Linked DNA regions of Homo sapiens: region 2 is linked to region 1. The links are chromatin contacts, found by Hi-C or POLR2A ChIA-PET in ENCODE. All regions are on one chromosome and are shown on one strand. Each heading gives the region's core, a stretch centred on a gene start or an enhancer-like site at or near the end of the contact. The rest is flanking DNA. Distances are from core to core; before and after follow the strand shown. Region 1 has its middle 18 kb from the start of ROCR. Region 2 holds the start of LINC02097 (long intergenic non-protein coding RNA 2097).

What was found. A loop is a pair of places that touch in the nucleus more often than their neighbours do. ChIA-PET counts read pairs that join two places held with the same protein, here RNA polymerase II (POLR2A). Pooled maps may share reads with other maps.
Region 2: a map with no recorded cell type shows a loop between it and region 1 (6-fold over the local background). The contact joins the promoter of LINC02097 here to the enhancer-like site in region 1. A Hi-C loop is called at or near these places in 1 of 37 single-sample maps with no recorded cell type and 2 of 50 pooled maps. POLR2A ChIA-PET finds 5 or more read pairs at or near these places in 1 of 52 experiments (Panc1).

What each region holds. Positions count from the first base shown.
Region 1 is chr17:72,003,921-72,011,770 of GRCh38, forward strand. No RefSeq gene overlaps it. Among named protein-coding and RNA genes, the nearest start is that of ROCR, 18 kb to the right of the region's middle. RefSeq lists enhancers at 646-725, 1,126-1,465, 1,656-1,805, 2,326-2,395 and a silencer at 936-1,005. Within about 2 kb of position 4,416, at least 2 of the 41 ENCODE cell types and tissues checked have a DNase peak (open chromatin) inside an H3K27ac peak, as active enhancers do.
Region 2 is chr17:72,069,702-72,077,551 of GRCh38, forward strand. LINC02097 (long intergenic non-protein coding RNA 2097) reads left to right here and starts at 2,632. Exons shown (of 6, transcript NR_110827.1): 1 at 2,632-3,141; 2 at 7,512-7,608. It overlaps SOX9-AS1 (SOX9 antisense RNA 1), which reads right to left. Exons shown (of 7, transcript NR_103738.1): 6 at 4,848-7,032; 7 at 1,341-1,530.

The sequences.
Region 1 (7,850 bases), core at 3,166-5,665:
TGGAAGATTAAATTGTTTGCATGCATTGCCGTCACAGAAGGAATGGCCTCATCATCCTCCCTGCCCATGGTGCTGAGTGCCAGCAGACTAATGATCAGACAGTTACCCATCAGAAAGGCAGGTGAGACACTGATGCACAATCCTTGTCAAAGCTGGGCAGCCTCTGTCCACTCTGCCTGTGCCCTTGGCAATTATCAGCAAGCTATGAGCTATACTACCATCCCCTGCCAAGTGAGGTTTAATTTATGACACCAAGGATAATGATTCACTCCAACGCAATACTCAGAATTACTGTCTTTTCCTCTGAATTAGAATTCTTCTACCTACAAAATGACGTGCTTTTTAGTATTTTGATTCAAATCAGTCATGATCATGCTGGATGTTGTAGGGTTGAAAACATTTGGTTGTGCAACTTGAATATTCTGCAAGAGATTAAGCTGGGGATAGACTAAAGGTGGTTCTAAGTCCAGTCTCTAAGGAGCACTGCTGTCCTTTCTCTCTGAAATTCAGATCCAGAGAGAAAGAGAAGACTCTAAGAGGAACTCAGGTCTGCAGGTTTTCCTGGGCCAGTTCTCCCTGCCATGAATATGAAGAGTTGCCCAGGACACTCTAACTAGCAAATAGTCTGCAGAACAAATGTTTTTGTGGGGGAGAAAAAACCAACAACCATGGACGCCAAGTCAAGTGGCTAGAGAAGAGTGATGTTGTTAAAGTGTATGATTCATTAAGTCTTGTCTGCGTGTCAGATGTTCAGCATTTGGTGCTATTGCCTCCAATTTAAATCATTTTTTAAAGAAGTGCCGAAAAAGGTGCTGAAAGGCACCTCACTCTGTTCCCGCACTTGAAAAACACTGTCTGCCTGTGCACTGTGGTAAAACTTTGCATTTTGGCTAGACACCCTGTGTGGAGCTGTGCTGAAGCTGGAGGGTTTCTTTTTTTTTTTTTCTTTTTTTTTTTTTTAAGTTTGTACAGTCACCCAAAGGCAGGAAGAGAAAACAGTGTTTCCCCAAGCCAAAGATCCCTCCTGATGGCATCTGTGAAATAGAGAGAGAAAGTGCTGCTATAGTGAGCCTTCCCCTGCAGTGAGAAACCCTACCACAAGTTTCCATGTAGTGACTGCCTGCACGTAAGAGCTGCCTCCCAGTGCTTTTCTGCTGGGAGTCCTTCTCTCCTAGAATTCTTTTCAGAACCCCTGGAATGTCAAGAGCTGCTGATCGTGGTTTATCATCACCAGTTACAAGTAAGGCTAGCATTGATATCTCACCTTGGATTGTTGTCAGTACCCAATGACCTCACGGAGACTCAATGTGTTGGTTCCTCGACACCCCCTAAATGCTTCTAGGGGTGTAGCTGCCGCTTCCTCCTCACACAAAAAGGGGTGACGCATGTCTCAAGGATGAATCTTGCGAACATGATGCTAAATGAAATAAGTCACGAAAGGAGAAATAGTATATGATTCCACTTATATGAGATACTGAGAGTAGACAAATCTATAGAGATAGAAACTAGAGTGGTGGCTGCCAGGGGCTGAGGGAAGAGAGATAGGTAATTAGTGTTTAGTGAGTACAGAATTTCAGTTTTATAAGATGAAAAGCATTCTGGAGATGAATAGTCGTGATGGTTGCACAACAATGTAAATGTACTTAATTCCATTAAATTCTACACTTAAAAATTGTTAAGATGATAAATTTATGGTGTGTATATTGTACCACAGTTAAAAAAAAAAGATGGTGCAGGTCAGAAAGCGGTCAGGAAAGTCCCAGTTAAGACTCCAAGGACTTCCCCAGGTTAGTGTGACTTGGCATTCATGAATAAAATGTGGCTTTCTGGGTATTAATCTGAGATCTGGGCCTCCATATTCTCAAGCACTGTATGACAGGCATGTTATGAATTTCATCAGAACTGCAATTCCTGCTGATAGAAACTTCCCCGGCTCCTCAGGCGCTTGCTGACCCAGGCCTTTAGCAGTAGCTATAAGATGCTTAAGATTTACCTAAAAATGAAGGTGATGGTGTTTCCTCCAATTCAAAGAGAATACAGCAGGTGGTAGGCTAGGGCTGAAGCTTGGTTGGGGAGAGTAGTGTATTAGTCCATTCTCACACTGCTATGAAGCAATACCCGAGACTGGGTAATTTATAAAGGAAAGAAGTTTAATTGACTTGCAGTTCTGCAGGGCTGGGGAGGCCTCAGGAAACTTACAATCTGGCAGAAGGGGAAGCAAACACATCCTTCACATGGCAGCAGCACAGAGAAGTGCAGAGTGAAGGGGGGAAATGCCTCTTATAAAACCATCAGTTCTCATGAGAACTCACTATCATGAGAACAGCCCCCATGATCTAGTCACCTCCCATGGAGTCCCTCCCACAACACTTGGGGATTATGGGAACTATAATTCAAAATGAGATTTGGGTGGGGACATAGTCAAACCATATCAAGTAGGTAGACACAGACAGGTAAAAATTCACCTATTTGAAATATAATTGCACCAAGGACATAAACAGACTCTTTTCAAAAGAAGATATACACGTGGCAAACAATCATATGAAAAAAGCTCAATATCACTGAACATTAGAGAAATGCAAATCAAAACCACAATGAGATACCATCTAATACTGGTCTGAATGACTATTATTAAAAAGTCAAAAAATAACTGATGCTGGCAAGGTTATGGAGAAACAGGAATGCTTATCCACTGTTGGTAGGAGTGTAAATTAGTTCAACCATTATGGAAGACAGTGTGGTGATTCCTCAAAGACCTAAAGACAAAAATTGAACCAGCATTTGACCCAGCAATCCCATTACTGGGTATATACCCAAAGGAATATAAATCATTCTGTTATAAAGACATCACTATTCACAATAGCAAAGACATGGAATCAACATAAATGCCCACCAAAGACAGACTGGATAAAGAAACAGTGGTATGTATACACAATGGAATACAGCACAGCCATAAAAACGAATGAGATCATGCCCTTTGCAGGGACATGGATAGAACTGGAGGTCGTTATCCTTAGCAAACTAACACAGGAACAGAAAACCAAATGCTGCGTGTTCTCATTTATAAGTGGGAGCTAAATGATGAGAACACATGGACACAGAAGAATAAAACTCACTGGAGCCTTTTGGAGGGTGGAGAGTGGGAGGAGGGAGAGGATCAGGAAAGATGACCAAAGGGTACAAGGCTTAATACCTTGGTCATAAAATAATTTGTACCACAAACCCCCATGTGTCAAATTCATCCATGAAACAAGCCTGCACTTGCACCCCTGAACTTAAAGGTTAAAAAATGTATATATAATTACACCAAGAAATAGTAACGATGCATAATTTAACAATGCATAGATTTCCAAATATTTTCACAAATATGAATTCATAGTCCTCACATCAAACCTGTAATTAATGGCCACCATTGAGGTCCTGTGATGTTCTAAGCATCATGTTTGCATTGTTTCATCTTCCATCTAGAGTAAGAGGCTCAGAGAAGTCAAGGCCATTTAACCAGCAAGTGAAAGAGATATGATTCTAAGACACGGTTGTTCAGTGGTGATGGTGGTGGTGATTTTTGTGGGTTTTTTGCTTTTGTATTTGTTTTGTAAGCTCTAAATCTGGCACTTTGCCTTTTTCTGTAATATAGGAGTCAAAAAGGAAAGGAAAGGAGGATGAAACCCTAGAGGTCTCTAGGTGATGAATCGATTTTAGGCTTTCAAAAAAGCTGTATTAGCATCGCGTTCATTCCCATCTCTCCAAGGCTTTGGAAAACATCCTTTTCAGTAAGGAATCAAAATCAAGTCCCCTAAATAAAGCACTGGTAGTATGAAACACTGAGACATATTTTTAGTCTCACTGTGTCCGTTTTGTAGCAGCATAACATATGTGTTGAGCAAAAATATACACAATATTTAAAAACAACAAAACAATCACCATTATTCTCGCCATCTGATGGCCAGTCGCTGTGATGATTTGTTCTTTAGGTCAGCTTCTGTGTGCCATCATCTAAAGAGCAAACTGCTTCACATACCTACCCTACCTTCCCTCCTACCCTGAGTGCAGATGCTCACCTACCCTCATCTTTCCTGCAGAATGACTATGGACAGATATCCCTAAATCACAGACTCGCTAAACAAGGAGCCTCAGAGCAGACCTCTGCAGGGCTGATCTTAATCCTTTCCAGACAAATGAGATATGATTTCAAAAAATATTCAGGAAATGTGAATTCTCTTCCTACCTTGGTGACTTGTGTTGAAGTTTTACGTATATAATCAGAAAAACTTCGCTTATTATTACTGTCAGGTTCATCCTGCTGCAATTTCACCTCCTTAAAAAAAGTGGTGTCCAATTGTATGGAAACCCTTTGAACATAAAAATGAATTTGTAAACAAACATACTGAGCCGTGGTAGTTAACTCACAGAATAAAGCCATAGTCTGCGAAAGAACAAAGTGTAGGGAGTCTTTTAATGACTCATCCTAATATGTTTAAAATATGATTCAGTACAGAAATATTTGTGATATAGAAGACATAATAGGGGCACAATTATTGAATCAGTTTCGAGACTTGGGCACATCTGAATATATGTAGACAATGCCTTCTTCGTGTCAGTTTCATGTATCTGTCCCTATCACATGTTGTGCCAGCAAATGAAATTTCCTAGCTATATCCACATTGATGAAGCTTTGCTGTCTGTATGAATCTGCATCTGCCCATGAATGAGTCCATTTCAAGCACATGTACGTGTCTGTGCATGGGTAGAAAGATAAGCTTAGCAATTGTGTGATTTGTTTCTGCTTAGGCAGTAAGTTACTAATCTCCTGATTGGAACCAGATTTGTATGAATTAGGGGTTGAAATTGGAACAGTCACTGCTGTGTGCAGGATGTAAAGTGAATAAAATGAATGGAGTATTAACCTTCAACCACTGAATATTAATCAGCTTTTCATAAGAAAGAAAACACAGAGCTTGCCACACTAAATATTTTCAGCGCTTATTGACAGGATATGATTTCTTTTCTCTCTCAGCCCTGTTACTTCCAGTCAAGGGCCTGAAAATACCGGACAATAGTCAACTTGACACAGATTAATATATGATTTGAAAAACCCCAGGTACTGAGGGTGGGTAGGATTCTGAATGTGTCAAATCTGATGAAATGATATGCCTTTATCAAAAGTGAGCCTGTCTTCCAGTCACTCCTGCAAACACTCCTTTGGGCCAAACTAAGCCCAAAGGGAATTCACAGAAAGACCGTGGATGGGAAACCTTGATGACCACAAAACAAACATGTAAGAAGAATATATTTTCCATTGCCATAGAAAGGACTTGCAATTAGGAAGTGATTCTGTTTGGGTATTTGGATGAGACCTACATCCATTCCAAGGGGAATTAAGAAAAGAGTCATGTAATAATGGAATCTGAGTGAAAATAAAACTTGTAATATTGCAGTTACTTGTGCAATACTTATGTAATATTGCAATTGCTTTTGTTCAAGAATGCAAAGTCTTGTATTTATGTCCATATAATAACATGGCATATATTATATAGACTTTGACATATATATATATATATATATATATATATATATATATATATATAGAGAGAGAGAGAGAGAGAGAGAGAGATAGAGAGAGAGAGAGAGAGACAGAAATATGTCTCTGTAGGTAGAAATATGGACAAATAGAAATATACATAAAGTATATCTTTATGCATGTTTTATGTATGTTATATCATCAAAGAAGGCAGTAAATTTTTGCTCCTGCAGATATTTTGAAGCAGCAGATATTATATGCTAACATTATCTGTATCTATAAAGCTACTTGCACAATACTACAAAGAGTACATTTCATGTGGCTAGGATTAAATTGTAATTGAATTCAACTTTTAAAACTAAGAAAGGGAAAAGGGAGAAGAAAAGGATTTCTTCTATACCCAGCTCATGCAAATTGTTTTCAAATATTTTCTCAAATGTTTAAGAAATTCAGTTTTTTCTTAAACTGAATTTTTATTTAAAAAGCTATACTTTTTAAAAGCTATTTTAAAAGCTATACTTCAAATGAAGACAATGTATGTTTCAATAGCATTTTATTATTTATAAATCAGGAGGTACTTCTCAACCTCAAACATATCAGACCAATGTTAAGTAATGACTGTTTTTCCCTTTGGAAAAAGTCTCTCATTTTGTTTTTCTCTATGGAAAACTTCTCCCTCTATGCTACCTAGCTTAGAACCCCACTGCCCTCATGTGCTCTTGCCAAAAATTTCTAACCCCTGACCATCTCAAACACTGAAGTAATTAATCTCCCATGTAATTTCTCATGTAGCAATTTAAAAAAAAATCATCATACTCCTTTTAGCTGGTAGTAATACCGGAAATCCACCCATTAGGCTAATTCCACAAAGGTGTTAGTGACTGATAATGGCTTAATACACCCTGTAGGATGGTGCAGTACAAAGGATTGTAAAGATCCTTTTCTTCATCCCAAGATTCCTGTCCCTTGGTTATTCAAACACTCACCTTGGTACTTCTGTGAAGGGACTTTGAAGATGCAATTAAGGTTGCTAATCAGCTGACCTTAAAGTAGGGAGACTAGCCTGGATCATCCAGGTAGGCTCAATGTAATCACATGAGCCCTTAAAAGAAGAGGAAGGCAGAGGTATGTGCAAGAGAGGAAGCCAAAGGGGAGGTCTAAATGAGAATTTTGACTTGACTTGCTAGCTCTGAAGAAGGAGCAAGAGAGACAGGAGCCAAGGGGTGCAGGTGACCCGGCTGACAGCCAGCAGGGAAACAGGGACCTCCATCCTGTAACCGCAAGGAAATGAATTTGACAACAATCTGAATGAACTTGATTCTTCCCCAGAGCCTCTAGTAAGAAACAGCCCTGCCAATACCTTGATTTTAGCCCAGTGAGACCCAGGTTGGACTTTTTACCTACAGAAATTAGGAGATAATAAATGTGTGTTGTTTTAAACCACTAGGTTTATGGTAATTTGTTACGGCAGCTATAGAAAACTAATACAGGCAACCACAGAAGGCTCCAGAGAAAGAAATTTGTTCATCCAAATGAAAAAATGTCAAGGAAGCCCAAGAATAGTCTAGGAAGGAGAAGAGTGTTAGGGAAGAAATAGATTGCTGTGATAGGGCAATCTTAAATCCCATCTCTAGGTTACCTGTATTTACCATTGCCCCTAAGAGATTATACCTTCTCACCTCCATGTCATGGCTAGAGTGTGATTAACTCTTTTATTAAAAAATATTTGCAAAAAGAACTAAGCAAGGGTGACATAGAAATCAGTGGCACCTTCCACTGGCTTTCCAACACAGTGTCTTAGCCCATCCAATTCCCATTGAACATCTCAGACCTTCAGAAAAGTTAGATGGCTTTTCTAAGGTCATATAGTTGGTTATTAGTAAATCAGAAACTTGATTTCAAGTCCTCTACTGTCTTATCCTAATTTTTTCATGTCATTAACCTTAATTCTTACTTATTATGAAAACTGGCTGGAATTCAAAGAGAATGCATTTAGTAAATAGGCTACAAGAAAGTATGTTGTATTAGCACATGGAAAAGGAATATAGAGACTTATCTGGATTATTTATAGCTGAAGTCACATCATCAATAGGTAATCCCGGGTGTCTGACTCACCGATAACGCAGAAAAAAATACCAAAGATAGCTAGATACTTGGGAGAAGGAGAATTTTGGTTTAGATGACAAATCAATGCTTCAATAATTCTCTATTGCACTTTTCTGAAGATCTCATGGCCACTTGGCAACATTGAATAACCTTGGTACCAACAAGCCTGAGTCTGCCTTAGCAGATAAAATCAATTTGTAATCCTGGAAGGCAAATTGAAAAG
Region 2 (7,850 bases), core at 1,382-3,881, 64 kb after region 1:
CCAATGCAAGAAGCTATGTGATTGATTTATCCTGTATAATAAAACCAGGTTATTACTCACAGGGCAACCTGGCACATTATCTGGTCCCTTCTGCAAGTGGTAGCAAACCAGCAACACAATAAACTGCCTTGCTATTTCAGGAGAGATAAATTGCTAATCTGTGGTTGTCATACCACAAATGGATTTTCATTATAGTCTGGGGCAACACTAAACTTCAAGGTCCTGTAATTATAATCCATTGATTTTTTTATTGTCACCCACTAAAAGCAAAAGCATAAAATATTATCATTTTAACACCAAGTTCCAGTTGAGTGTGAACCCTGCTGCTGTAAATTACAGGTGGTAACCAACAGATTAAGCCAGTGACTCCCTTCTCCCTCATACCTAGAAACATGCCCGAGAGAAGCCGACACCAGGCATAAATCATCTACAAAGGCATCAAAACAGGTCATCTTTTCCAAGCACAAGAGTCTGCCCTTTCTCTTTCATGGCATTTCTCTCTTTCTACCAAACATCTTAGTTGTTTGCAAGAGATTAAACAGCATACCAGTACAGTCTACAGACTCAGGAGGCAAAATGCTTTACTTTGAATCCTGGATCCTCTTATTCTTAGTTGTATAATCTTGAGCAGCTGTGCCTCGGTTTTCTCCTCTGTGAAATGGGTAAGTTAATGAACGTGCTTACCTACCTTGCAGTGTTATTATGATGACTAAATGAGTTAATTCACGTCAAGCACTTAAAACTGTACCTGCACAGAGAAAGCATTCAATGCATGTAAGGTATCATTCTTATTACCATTATGATTACCACATGAAAGAAAGTATGAGTGACTGTCATTCCTTGCCTTCTAGACTATAAGTCACTTTTTAGTAGGAAACTTGTTTTAGACATCTTTTAAAATATATATTTAGATATTAAGACTCTGAACTTATTAAAGGCAAATTCTGGAATTTACTAAACTTAAGGTCCCATGGGCCCAGCAGCATGCCTGTGGGGCTCACACCTAACTGGATCTTGGTGTTAAAGGTATAATGTTTTATGCTTCTGCTTTTAGATGGAGATATACTCTCTCTCTCTCTTTCTCTCTCTCTATATATGTATATATACGTATACATATCCATATATAGATATATATACACATTATATATTTTATATATATATATATATATAATACATATATATATAGAGAGAGAGAGAGATAGTATTAAACAACTACTGAATGAATAGAAGCTGGAAGTAATTTCCCACTTAGGAAGAAGACATTTTGACTATGAGACTAAGCCCCTAAGTGAACTGTGATTCCCACACAGAGTTACTGTAGAAAGGATTTCCACATCAAGTAGAAGGCTGAACCAGACGACCTTTAATAACTTTTATCAGTTGAGACTGTGAGATTCAATGACTCCATGACACTTGCAGATTCAGCTTCAGATTTCAGCCACTTTACGGGAAAAAGAGACACATCGAAAACTTGATCCTGGGACTTGCAACCCCACCGTGGCACTTCTCCAAGAAATGGATGGTTTTCACCTGTGGGAAATAAAGTAAGTATGAAGGTTTTTAACAATGGGAAAAAAGAGAAGGATCATCTAGCAGTGATTATAACCTAGACGGCCTAAGACTTACCTCTAAAAGGACCCAAGGCAATGAACTTTCTCCTCGTGTACAAAAAAGGCCTTTATGCCCTATATTCTCATCATTGAAAGAGGTAGACAACAGGAGGGGGGCAAAATATGGCCTTCCAGATGTGTCAGGGTTGTGATAAGTCATGTTTAAACTTTACCCAAAGTGAAATAAAGTGTCAACAGAAACTCCTGTCCAAACTCTCTGATCAGGTCAGGCAAACAACCAATCGAAAAAAAATCAATCAAATGTGAAAGGTGGCCCAAAGGGGTGGGAATGCTTAACTCCGGGATTCCCATAGAAGCCAGGTCTATTTAGCAACATGTTTCTTGCGAGCTGCTGCTTCTTCTTGTGGTCCTGAAACAGCCAGAAAGCACACCAGAGGGTGTCCTTTCATGAGCTGGCTTGACCCTGAGCAGGCTGAGAAGTTGGTGGCATTTGCCAATGCCATGAAGAAGGAAGGATTCTGGGACGGATGAGCTCAAAACTGATTGTCTGATCAGCCCCAGGGTCAGTGCTTTGAGAAGAGAGATGGTCTACACACCTAAGAGGAATGGGAAATTTAGCCTTGATCTGGAATTCTATAAGTGCTCAAAGAAATTAGTTAGTTCTTGAAGGTGAAAGAGGAGAGCAAAAACTTCTAAGTACACCTGGCAGAGTGGTAGCAATATGCTTCCACATGGCCTGTCCAGTTGGAAACAGACTGCATTTCCCCAGGGGTAAGGAGTCGGCAGGAACCAGACAGAAGCTTGAAGCCCAGCCAAACAGACTAGTGTGTAGGACAGGATTACAATTGCAAGAAGGAGGTAAAGTATATATAAATCAGAAATGGGAGAAAGGATCCAATCTTATGAATGGAATAAATATGGCACAATTCAATGGGTTTTGTGGACAAGAAGGTGTTTGGATCTTACCTTCCACAACAAATCAAATTCTAGATGCCTAGTGCAGATGGAACTCTTAAAGCATCACCATTCTATCTGGGTACGCCCAGGAACCAAATGGGCTGATGGTTTCAGCTAGATAAGACTGGAAGACAGCAAGGACTTGGAAATGTACTCACAGACCCTCCTACCCGTGATAACTGACTTCAGAGCACACCTTCATTCCCACCTTTCTATATTTTAACATGGGATTGAGACTGGGACAGAGGTTAACAAGGCATCTCAAGCCAATCAAGAACTAGATGCACATAACTGCATTTGATGGGGAAGTAAAAATTACTACAAATTTAAAAAAAAGTGTATATACGTTCACCAAGTAGCTATAATTCTAGGGTCTTATTTTTAAGGAAAAAAAAATGCATTAAAGGTAGAAAAGGAGAAACATAGGTGGAGGGAGAGGAAGAAAGCTGGAGAGGAAGGCATTTTGAACATCTATCACTATTATATTAGGAACTTCACATGAACCATCTCATTTACCTCTCACAAAATCTATGAGATTGAGACAATGCTGCTTATTATGGCATCGTTAATCATAGTGAAAAATTGAAAACAGCCTTCTTGTATACTGCTAAGAGTGAGTAAGCATTATGCTGCACCCTCATAATGTTTTACCACAGAGCCTTTAAAACTGTTTATAAAGAATTCTGTCCTGATAGGCAATGTTCATAGTAAAATGGTAGTAGAAGTATATAAAATTGGTTATGCAATAGAGTTACCAAAATAATTATATATTTTACTTGTTTATATGTGTGTATGTATGCAGTATAGCTGTATCTTAATGTATCCACATGTTTATTAAAAAATTACGGTTATAAATGGGTGGTGGGATCATGAATTATATTTATTTTCTTCCTTACTCTTTTCTATGCTTTCCAAAATTTTACAATGAGCATAACTACTTTTATAATAAGACAATGAAAATCTTTAATATAAACAGCTTATTTACCATATGCTGTTAATGCTAATATCTGAACATACAGTACTTTGCGAAAACACCATCATCAAAGGAATTGACAGGGCTATATTTGTCAAACAAAGACAAACTACAGTCAATAGGAAAACACCTAAAATATGTCAATAAATGCTCTGCTGCTATCGGCCTTGCAATATACTTTATCTAGTCTCATAAAAAAAAATCATGAGGCATATGACCCAAACAAATATATATTCAATGTGTTTCTAGTTTGAAAATAATATGCCCTGATAGTGTTCTCCATTGCTATTGAGACTACTTTGCATCTAGAAACATTTGCTTAGAAAATGATTAAAATCATATATGTGTTATTGTTATTCCCACTTTTTAAAATCTAAATAGTAAGTTTTAGTTTGTAGCATGTTTTATTAATCAATACCAATCCTAAGATAATAAGCCTAAGATAAAGAGTGTCATAAACATTTTAATAAGAACATATGGTGGGGGAAATTGACAGAGCGAGGCCTTTGAAGGGCGGTTTTCTTTCTCTAAAGCAAGGTCATAAAAGGCCTTGGGAGATGAAAATAGATTGGGTAGGACCCAGTGGTCCATCACTGAGCATGGCAGGCAGGGGGTGGCTTCCTTCCTTCTGCTTAACCCTACGGCCCACCTGTGCCCTCATCAACGGCCTGGGACTCTAAGTCAGAGAGGGCTGAAAAGTGCTAATGAGACAAACTGGAAGGCAAATCGTATTTAATGCCAAGAGACGTAACTGATTTGGAGTTTAACAGCTATAAACCATGACTATTCCAAGATGGTCCAGATGGGAGACTTTTCATTATATTCAAGAGTTTAGATTTAGGCAAGTAGGGCTATGTTATCTAGAGGACTCTATCTTGTTAAATACTCAAGGGTGTTTCCAAGGAAGAGTATACAATATCTTGCTTGGAATATTACCATGGATAAGGTAGATATTAAGAGTAAATGATTGCTTACACACAACCATTTGAAAAGCAGTAAAAGAGACCTGCAACCAAAAGTGTTTTCTTCCTTAAAGTATTATGATACCTACGGTTTCACCATTGGAAAATTGAGCTACGCATTATTTTTTTTCAAGAACCTCACTTAAAAAGGCTAATAGAGTTGCTAGTGGTAACACAATGCAATGACTTGCTGGCATTTGGCCACACAACAACAAACTAGCATGTGTTCCTCCATAGATGCAGAGATCTGAAATAGCCAGAACACTGCTCAGAGAAAAGGGGAGAGTCTCCAGAAGAAAAAAGACACCAAAAAATCTGCAAATGATGGAAGGAGAAGTAGTCCATGGGAAGCAACGTTGAAAACTGCATAATCCCCAGTCTCACCTTGGGTGGCTCCTGCGTTTGGTTCTCCAAGGCAGCAGGAGGGATGAAATAGTCATGAACATTCCCTTCAGATCCAGAGTTTCTGCATCCAGTTATTACATCCATTGCAAGTCTCTTAGTGACCTCCTTTCCATTTCTCACACTGTGAATGGACACAGGACCCACCAGAAGGGGAGGCAGACATCTTTTGAAGCCAATCTTGATAAAGGAGGTGCTTCCTTTTCACCCCATAGTCAGCCAATTTGTTGCCTATAAGCTAAAAACCAAACCTAAATACTGAATTTGAAACTTAGCACAATGACCACCACCATCCGAGCTCTCTGGAACCTACAGGTGGTAAACAGGGTTTCTCAACCACAGCACTACTGACTTTTGGAACCAGTTAATCTCTTGTGGGACAAAGGGCTGACAGCTTTCCTGCACAGTGTAGGGATTTTAGTGGCATCCCTGGCCTCTACTCACTGGTTTTCCCCCAGATGATAACCACTGCACTAAATGAACAGAAATCTTTATTCTCAAGAAATGCAGGCTACATAAGTGCAGTCCCATCTCATTCAATGCTTTGTGCCAAAGTTCCCCACTGGACTTGCAGCATGATTATAAACTCAGGGGTAACAGCAATGGATGCCTCTTCCAGGTCTATGCAAAAGCTTGAACAATAAAAAGACAATTCCCATGACTAGGAGAGACCTTCCCAAGAAGACCATTGGCCGATAAGTCCAAAAGCTGTTGGGTTCTCCGCATGTGTGGTCCTAATTAGGAGATCTGGGTAGCATTTGTAAACAAGGCATTTACATCTTTGTCCAACTGCCTATAGTATGGGAAGTTATCTCCATAAGGGACATCTCAGTTGACTCATAGCAGAATTACCATAAACATCTCTATGATTCCCCATGTTATATTGTCACTCTGATCCCTGGCTGGGTTTGAGAACATATAAAAGATAGTACAGAGACTCTCTATCTCATCCTGGTACCATCTTGCAGTGGCTCATCTGGAGTTAGAACCTACCCATCTCTCGTCTTCAGAGTCGACGAGGTACCTTGGAATCAAAGACCATAAAAGTCAACGCTGGAAAGAACATAAAAAAAAACCACCCAACCAGCCCCTCATTTCACAGCGAAATTGGAAAGGGTTATCAGCTAAAAATGGACTGATCTAGTTTATAGCACTAAGGAAAAAATAGCCTCAAAGCAAACAGAAACCTCAAACCAATGACAGTCAATCCTGCTTGGGTGGCTCTAGCTCTTTGCGGGAAAGCAGTAAAGCCCTCAAACATTTTTTTTCTTTTAATATTTTTAACTTGAAAAACTAAACATGCTCTATAGATCATTTCTGAAACTCCAAATGTTTAGAAAGGCAAGCTTTTTTTTTTTTTTTTCACCCTGAAGCACTAGACAGACTGGTAGAAAAGGGGGAGGCAAAGGTGGATTATTTTTTAAGCCATTCATTTATCCACACTTCCTCTGATCCTTTCCCCTCCCCACACCATCCCCTGCTGTCATTTATCAAGACTGCTCCAATCCTGTGGAATTCCACTCATTCTTCATCAGGGCTTTGACCTCCTCCAATCAAACAAGCAAGGTACATTCTGGGAGAGTGCTAATGCCAGGGTATCGGGGGTGCAGAGGAGGAAACAATCGATGCTCCAGGACTTTCCCACGCTTAGTGGAATCAATTTTATCGGTGTTTGGACACTGGATGTCAAGGCTGGTCAAATGGAAGCCAAAGGTTCTGTGGGGGAGGGACTGACAGAGGCTGCTGCTGAGGCTTCACTCATGGGACAGCTTCCTGGAAGGGGCTGGTTACCTCAAGTCCAGATCATTCAGAGGGACATGAGGATCACACTCCGCCAATGCAGATGTTGAGGGACCTTCCCTCTAAGATGTGAAAAAGACCCCAAGCAAAGTTCCCAATGTGCCCTCTCTGCACCTTAGAAAACCACAAGGAAATATGGATTGGTTCCAGAAAAAGGCAGATGCCACAGGCACTGGGCCCTGCCTTCATGATTGCATCAAAACTGTTCACGCAGCTGCCTTCTCTCAATTATCCAAGAGCTGTTAGTCTTCATGAGTCTTGTCCAAATCTTTTGCCTTTTCTCTTCCTTTGGCTGTTCCCTGGGATCGTGATGATTACTGCTCTCATCCAAGGTGAACAGAAGGTGAAATTCAAACCGGTCAGGCTGCTGATAGAATGTTTGGAAAGAGAAGGCAGGTGAAGCTGCTGCCTCAGTGGAGACCCTGACCTTCTACCTGCTGTCCCTCCCACTTTCTCAAAGGCACCAATCTATGCTACACCTCTGGGCTGTGTTCACGTTGCTTCATCATTCCATGGCCCTTTGTCCCCCGACCCTTGCCATCTACTGAACATCCCTCCTGATAGCAGGACTCAGTTCATGCTCCTGGGTGAAGCTGTCCCTAATGTGCCCTAGTAAGTTGCCTCTCCCTCAACTCTGTTCCCATTCTGCCAGAAATAAAGTGACTATAATTTTCTGTTAATGTTTGAGCTCCTCTGAAGGCAGATTCATCTTTACCTGATTCATCTTCACATTCCCTGGTCCCAGCACAATGGGTAGTATATACTAGATGTTCTATAATTATTCGATGAGCACATTAATCTGTAGATTTTTATAATCAAGATTCTTTCCACTCCTTATAATTCCAGAAACTGGGGCCTTAAGTGGGTGCAAATGTTTGTCTAAACCAATACATTGACTGCTCTACAAGAAAATGCTGGTGTGGTCCTTCAGATATTCTGCCAGGTACCTCCCCACCTAATCCCTGACCGTAGCCTCAGCCCAACTGCTCTGAAGCTTCTAGTACCTGCATGGCTGGACAAGGGACACTGGGATCACCACCCACAACCCTGCATGCTGCAATCTTCTTCCCACACCAACCCCACTCTCTCTGCCCCAAGCAAGATGACTATGCAAACGAGAGAAGGCCTAGGATCTCAAGTCCCAGTGACTCACCTGCCAGCTCTAGGCATACATATATGACCTGT